Linked DNA regions of Homo sapiens: region 2 is linked to region 1. A link is a loop called in an ENCODE intact Hi-C map of the cell type or tissue named here. Cell type or tissue: dorsolateral prefrontal cortex. All regions are shown on one strand.

Evidence for each region. Hi-C counts contacts between places; a loop is a spot of excess contacts. Peaks named below come from ENCODE experiments on the same cell type or tissue, not always from the same donor. Only the 100,000 strongest peaks of a DNase experiment are listed, where the experiment ranks them.
Region 2: a loop joins it to region 1, with 5 times the contacts of the local background. A loop is called at or near these places in 1 of 110 quality-filtered maps.

What each region holds. Positions count from the first base shown.
Region 1 is chr4:25,954,826-25,958,825 of GRCh38, forward strand. No RefSeq gene overlaps it. Among named protein-coding and RNA genes, the nearest start is that of SMIM20, 43 kb to the left of the region's middle. In dorsolateral prefrontal cortex, no CTCF peak of the experiment used is centred here; a DNase peak (open chromatin) is centred at 1,694; H3K27ac peaks cover 1,172 bases.
Region 2 is chr4:25,813,049-25,817,048 of GRCh38, forward strand. The region is part of intron 9 of SEL1L3 (SEL1L family member 3); the gene reads right to left. Among named protein-coding and RNA genes, the nearest start is that of SEL1L3, 48 kb to the right of the region's middle. In dorsolateral prefrontal cortex, no CTCF peak of the experiment used is centred here; a DNase peak (open chromatin) is centred at 1,599; H3K27ac peaks cover 1,629 bases.

The sequences.
Region 1 (4,000 bases):
TTGTAAGAGTTTTCCTGTGGGGCCAGTTTTCTTGATCTCAGCGCTGTTGACAATTTGGGCTAGATGATGTTTTGGTGTGGGAAGCCACTCTGTGCACAGTGGGATGTTTAGCAACATCCCTGGCCTCCACCCACTGGATGCCAGCAGCCCCCTACTCCCCAAGTGGGACAACCCCAAAAATGTCTTCAGACATTGTCCAATGTCTCCTAGGAGGGGGGCTAGATTTTGTCCCCTGGTTGAAAGATATCCACTGCTGTAGAGCTAGAGGCTGAGAACCCACTCCTTTCTCTAAGTGACATTTGTCTGCTCATTAGTGGCTCTCAGCCTGGCAAGGGGTTGCTCAGGGCAGAGGAGGATGGGTGCTTAGAAGATTGGCAGTACTTCACCAGCAAGCTACCTAAGGGAACTGGGCAATGATGTTACCACTAGATCACAGTGACAGTTCAGAGGTCTGTGTTTTGGAGGAGCTTGGTAAGAGTCAATTCTGGTGGTCTTTTAGTCACAAGGATTTTCCTGGGGCCATGATCTATGCTACCTCCCCGTCCTTTCCTCTAGTAATGGACCCCAGACCCTGGTTACACGGGGAGATACGGGATCTAAGCTGAGCCAACCAGAGCACTTCCTGCCTCTGGCCCCTTCCCTAGGTCTTTCGCATTGGAGCTTGCAAAGAGAAGTGGCTTCTCTTCCTGGCTGAGGCAGTATTAGAATGTGAGTGCAAAGTTTATAGGCAAATTTGTCTACTATATGAAGTAAGCTGGTCTGAGAGTGAGGAAAATGGAGAAGAGAAACAGAGTGTTTTGATAGTGTTGGAATTCCTGCTTCCAGGAGCTCCTAAGCCATTTTCCTGTCCTGCCTTTTCTGTGGCTTTATTATATGAGACAATAAATTCCAGCTTTTGCTTAATAAGTTTTGCTATTACGATTTATAATAAGATGTATTTATATAGTCTTTGTCCAGGTTTCCTGGCATGTGGCTTCTAAAATCCTTGGAATCTCCAAGGTGATAAGAGTGTCTTTTGTATGCTAATGAGATGACCGGTGGCTGGGATCCCCAGGTAGCTTCAGGATGGGGATAGGTCACGGAAAAGACCAAGGCATATTAGAAGGTTGGAACTTTCAGCCCCACCCCTCAACCTCCAGGGAGGGGAGAGAGGCTGAAGGATAAGCTGACCACCAATGTCCAATGATTCCATCAGTCATGCCTACGTAATGAAGCTTCTGTAAAAACTCAAAAGGACTGGGTTCAGGGATTCAGGGGGCTTCTGGCTAGCTGAACTCACGGAGGTTGCCGGAGGATGGTGTGCCCTGAGAGGGCATGGAAGCGCCGTGCCTCTTCCCATGTGCCTTGCCCTACGTATCTCTTCATCTGGCTGTTGGTTTGGATCCTTTAAAATACCCTGTTAATAAATGGGTAAACATAAGTAAGGTGTTTCCCTGAGTTCTATGAGCAGCTCTAACAAATTAATCAAACCAGAGGAATCATGGGCACTCTGATTTATAGCTGCTTGTTCAGACATTGCAGAGGCCTGGACTTGTGACTGGCATCTGCAGTGTGGGATATCTTGCAGGACTGAGCCCTGAGCCTGTGGTAACTGATGTTATCCAGGTAGATAGTGTCAGAATTGAATTGAACTGAATTGAGTTAGAGGACATTCAGCTGGTGTCTGCCAGAGAATCTGCTGCAGAACTGCTTGCTGGCTTGTTGGTGGAGAAAACCCCCACACATCTGGTCACAGAAGTCTCTGTGTTGTGTTGTGAGAGTATAGTAGGAGAAAAACTATTTTTTCCCCACACATAAGTATATGTTAGATTTCTTTTGCCTACATCGAGAGGCTTGAGTTATATAAGGAGGGAATGGGGACAGGCCTGGGATTAGGGTGAGGCAAGCGAGGTACTCAGGGCCCTCAATTTAAGGAGACTCTGACTTTCAGGCCTGGGTAAGGGCAGGGTTGGCATCCGAGGTGAATGACTTTTAAATTTTGTGTCCTTCACTGCACACGTATGTTTATTGCAGCATTATTCACAATAGCAAAGACTTGGAACCAACCCAAATGTCCAACAATGATAGACTGGATTAAGAAAATGTGGCACATATACACCATGGAATACTATGCAGCCATGAAAAATGATGAGTTCATGTCCTTTGTAGGGACATGGATGAAATTGGAAATCATCATTCTCAGTAAACTATCGCAAGAACAAAAAACCAAACACCGCATATTCTCACTCATAGGTGGGAATTGAACAATGAGAACACATGGACACAGGAAGGGGAACATCACACTCTGGGGACTGTTGTGGGGTGTGGGGAGGGGGGAGGGATAGCATTGGGAGATATACCTAATGCTAGATGACGAGTTAGTGGGTGCAGCACACCAGCATGGCACATGTATACATATGTAACTAACCTGCACATTGTGCACATGTACCCTAAAACTTAAAGTATAATAATAATAAATAAATAAATAAATAAATTTTGTGTCCTTGTCACTTGTCTTGCCTCATACTTCCTGGCCCTGGGAGGTAATCACGGCATTTGGCCACAAACGGGAGTCTTGACTTTCTGTAAAGTGCTTCGGGGAACTCAAAACTCTAATTGTCCACTGACTCCTTTGTTTGTTCACTTGTTAAAGAAACATTGAGTACCTACTGGACGCTCAATGCCATGATAGGTGCGGGGAGGGGCAGCAGATGAGTTTCCGTCTCCAGGAGGTGGACAGCCTGCAATAACTTGAGTGATGTATCTTAGGGAAGGGGAAGTATGTTTTGCGGTGAGCATGTGCAGCAGGAAGACCTGCAAGTGGATGCTGGAGCTCAGGGCTGGAGCAGAAATACAATTTGGATTGCTGTGTGTGTGTGTGTGTGTGTGTGTGTGTGTGTGTGTGTGTGTGTGTGTGTGTGTGTGTTGGAGACTGAAAAGAAATCCCAGACCGAGGGCCAGCACATGCTGAAACATTCTCCATATTCACTCAGTAGACACTGTTCAAAGCCCATCAGGAACCAGGGGATGAGTTAGCCTCTGGGGAAAATCACCACCCTACCCTCAAGGAATTCACCCTAACAGTGAAGGAACCAGACAAGTTAGCCAACCTTGACCATGCAGAGTAAGGCATTCTATGGAAGTACAGTCAGGCACGCAATTCAACCAAAGTGGGCAAAGGAAGGCTTCCAGGAGGGCTGATATTTGCTCAAGCTGGGTCTTGAAGGATGAGTTGGCATTAGAACAAGTGAAAGAAGAGAAATCAGGGCAAGCTGAGAAGAGACCAGGCAGCAAAAGGCACCTGGCCGCGGAGGTGAAAGAATGCGGTACGATGCTTTCAATGATGATTAGGTACCCAGGATAGCCCGTGTGATCCAATATGGCCCCGAAGTACTATACATTTACAAAGAAAAACAGTAGAAATAATAATAAGTGGAGTCACATCTATCTCATCTTTCAGGAAGTCCCACGCACCAGCTTTTCTTCCAGCACTGGAACAGATAGCTGTTTTTTTAGTTGAGCACAGGATGAAGCAGTTGGCTTGCATTTAAGGATTTGTGCTGCATGAAAAAATACGTATCTTTAAACTAGAATGAAATTCAGTGCACCAAGATTTTGCACCATTAGAGTCTGAGAAACTAGAAGAAATTGAGATGGACCAAGGCAGCTCAGATAGCACACTCCCTCCAGGGCATTGATAATTGAGGAGAATGGCAGACAACTGCCTACACTTTTAATTGTTTCTCTCCCTCTCTCTCTGATTACATAGATTTGAAAATTCACATATAACTCAATAGTACTATTTGCAGGGAGCAAAGCCACTTAGGAGAATAGATACTGGCACCAGAATGCCTGGGTTTGAATCACAGCTTCACTTTCTAACTGAATGCCCTTGGGCAAATTACTTCTCTTTGCCTCAATTTCCTTATCCATAAAATAGGGATAATAATACTGTTAGGAGAAATAAATGAGTTGAAGTATTTAAAGGGCTTAAATGCTTTTTAAATAAGAGTTGTTTCAT
Region 2 (4,000 bases), 140 kb before region 1:
GTGTTTCTGAGGATGTGGAGAAATTGGAACCCTTGTGCACCGTTGGAGGGAATATAAAGGGTCCAGCTGCTGTGGAAGACAGCATGGAGGTTTCTCAAAAAATTAAATGTAGAATTACTATATGACCCAGAAATTCTGCTTCTGGATACTGTATATATCTAACAAAAAATGAAAGCATGGTTCTAAAGAGATATTTTTAGGCCTATATTCTAAGCAAAGTTATTCACAATAGTCAAGGGGTGGAAGCAACTCAAGTGTCCATCGATGGATGAATGGATAAATAAAGTGTGGTATAAACATGTCATGAAATACCATTCAGCCTTAAAATGAAAGGAAATTCTAACACACACTGCAACAGAGGTGAACCTTGAGGACATTATGCTAAGTGAAATAAGCCAGTCACCAAAAGACAAATACTGTGTAAAATACCAAGTGGTATTAGATATGAGGTATCTAAAGCAGTCAAACTCATCGAAATAAAAAGCAGGATGACGGCTCCCAGGGTTTGGGATGGGGGCAATGGGGAGACGTTTACTGAGTATGGATTTTCAGTTTTGCAAGAAAAAAGTCGTGGAGCTCTGTGGCACAATGTGAATATCCTTAGCACTGCTGAACTGTGTACACCTAAAACTGGTTCAGATGGCAAATTTTGTTATGTGTATATTAGCAAGAATAAGAATTTTAAAAAGATAAATCACAGCCCTTAAAGAGGAAAAGTGTAAATATTTGGCAAGTCTCTTTTGTAATAGAATAATACGGTTATTCTGGGAACAACTCAAAGGTGCTGACCTCACTGGACGGGAATGTGGAGGACACTCTTTTCCACTTCCCACTGGCTGTTAATGAAGCCAAAGCCTCCTCACTCTCTACCCCCTGCAATGTTCTCATCTCTGCTTTGAAGTGTGTTGTTGGCTGAGATAGTGAGCAGATGATCCACCTAAAATCACACAGTGTGGGGGAAAGAAACGCTTTCAGGTCTGAAACGTGCATATGTAGCGGCCTGGAAGTGGAGTGCTGGCTGTGTCTATGAAGAAAAGCTGCTGGCAGGGAAGAAGATGACTCTCAGACAGAACCAGAAATTACAGCCCATTTTCTCTTGCACCATGGTGTCATCTTATTTGTTAAAAATTCCAGAAAAAAAAAATCCACAAATTAATGCCCTTTGGGGAAACTATGGAAGCTGATGTTTTCTTTTACATTAGCCTAAATGACTCTCATTCAAAACACAGCCCCATTTTGATTCTATCCTGGCTCGTAGGGGGCACTCAGTCAATGCTTGTTCAGTAAATGAATGAATGAAAGGTTGTGAGTGACTTCAGAACACACCCACTCAGTTAAATTCCTTATCTTTGTTACCACGCCTATTCAGTGCCTACAATAAGAATTCCAAGCATCAAACATCTCATGCTTGAATCCATTCTTATAGCTTATCTCAGATATGAAAAATGTAATACAATGAGGATGTTCTAATAAAGTCTATTAATCAACAGGACAGGACAGGTCAGGGCAGCAGCAGAAAATAGAATGCAAACACAGTTCCTGTTAACTAGAGTCATCTGAAGCCCGCCGGAGCCAGCTAGGGCCAGACGCTGTGGGCAGGAAGAACTTGGAACGAAGGGTATTTGAGGAACTGGGAACGGCGATAGCGTCACACTCGTCTTACTACGGTTCTTTTTATAGGAGATCAGAGTAAAGACGTGTTGGAAATATAAACTCATTTTTTTTTACCCTCAATTTACAAAATCAAGGTTTTTTTTTTTCTCAGCCTTGTTAGGAAGCTGGGTGCAACATAAGACACCAGTCTTTCTCCCAGGGTTGCTGGAAGATGTTATGATAGCCCCAAGCAAGGGCACTGTGCCAGGTAGAGAGATGACCTTAAGGAGTGTATGCCCCACCTCTGCAGAAGGCTCCCCAGTCCTTCCAATGTGACCTAGAGAAAGAGGTGCTGAAGGCAAATGGGGCCCAGGGCTTGGTTCTAGAAATTCACCTAAACTTCGGTTCTCCCTCCCTGCCATCTCCTAGGCCAGGGAAAGGCAGGGAGAAGAGGAAGGCAGCTGGCCATGTGCCTCTGGAAGCAGAGGCTGTGGTGGCCGGGGAGGCTGGCAGGTATGGTCCCTCGGGGGAAGCTCCTTGGTGCTGTTCTAATTTGGCACCAGAAGACCCCAATGGCAGGTTAGTCATGAACGGTGGGTCCTAAAGTGGCAAATCCAGCTTTGGGTCCCCCTCTCTCCCCACTGATGGGGGCCCCAGAAGTCTAACGGAGGTCAGCAGAACAGGCTCACTGTGCGGGAATCTAGCGGTTCTGCAGCGCCCATACCCAGGGAGTCTTAAGGTAAGGGGACTTATGATTGGGGTTTTTAATTAGATTTCATTGCCAGGCCTCCATGGAAAACAAATCATTCTAAATTCTTATAAACAGAATTTTGAGCTGCAACAATAACATGAAAACATTCTCATAGACAGTATTTACTTAAAAAAGAATGTTTTGTGGAAAGGATGCACTCCTGTTCCCAATCAGCACAACTATTTTTAAGTAGGATCAGAACTCTTGTAAAGACAATTTTGGTGTGGATGTGGTCTTAGTCCATTTAGCCTAAACTGTCCAACATGCGTCTCCCTCTCCTGTTTGCGGGTCTTGGGGCATGGGGCTTCGTCACCTCCAGACAACCATCCAACGGAAACCTGGAATTATCTCTGCCCAGTAATAAGAGCAATAACATTGACATAGCAGTGGTTCTCAGCTGGGGGTGATTTGGCCTCCCTGGGGACTTGGGAGCATTTGGCAATACCAGGAAATATTTTTGGAGAGGAGGGATATTGGGGGGGGTGCTTTTGGTATCTAGTTGTGGAGTCCAGAAATGCAGCTAAACATCCCGTAACACACAGGACAGCCCCCAACAAAAAAAAATTCTACAGTCCAAAATGTCAATATTGTGAGATTGAGAAACCCTGCTTATGTAGGGCTTACCATGTGCTGATACTGTTCTAAGTATATTGTATATATATGAAATACTTATATAATAATCTATATTATATACTTATATATTATATATTTATATATTATATATTATATGATATATTACATAATATAATATACATATATTATATATGTATATTATATATACATACACACATATGCACACACATATACATACACATATATACCTATATATACATATACATATATAGATCAATTTATTGAACCCAATACTAGAAGACAGATACTATTATCATCCCCATTTTGCAGATGAGGAAACTAAGGCTCAGAGAAATTAAGTAACTTGCCCAAATCACACAGCTAGTGAGTGTTAAAATTGGACCCAGGCCAGCTGGCTCCAGAGGCTACGCCACTCATTACACAACATGACGCAGCCTCCTGCCTACTTGTCCTTTGTGCCCACATCCAAGCAGCCATGGAGTCCCTCAGAGCCCATCTCTACATCCTTCAGCTCTGTTCCTGTCACCATGTCCCACTCAGGCCTGCATCCACTCCTCAAGGGACCATGGCAATATATTCCCTTCTTCCAGCTCCACCCGCTTCTAATTCACCTCCCTGCCATTCACTGCCACCAGAGTGACCTCAAAATCCCAGATCTCACTATGTCTCTTCTTCTTGCTTGAAACCCTTCAGCAGGTCCCTGTCACCTGAAAGGTAAAGCCCAAACTTCAGGATGGTGTCTGAGCTCTCGTTGGAACAATCACTTTGCAGGGCTTCTCCTGCCTCCCCATTGTCACAGCACCATCATGCGACATGCTGTGCTGTTACCACCTCTCAGGGTCTGCTCTGCCTGCAATTCCCACCTCCAACTCTCTTATCTGGCAAACACCTGTTGGCCTTTCAAGAATCAGTCCCAGTGTCTCCTCTTCCAGGAAGCCTTCCCAGAACACCTCAGCCCTCCAGGTAGAACTGACCACTCCCTTCTTTGTGTCTCCACCATTAGCTTCTATATCTTTAATAAAATCCATTACTATTTTTCTTTGCTTTCAAGTCCATTCCTCA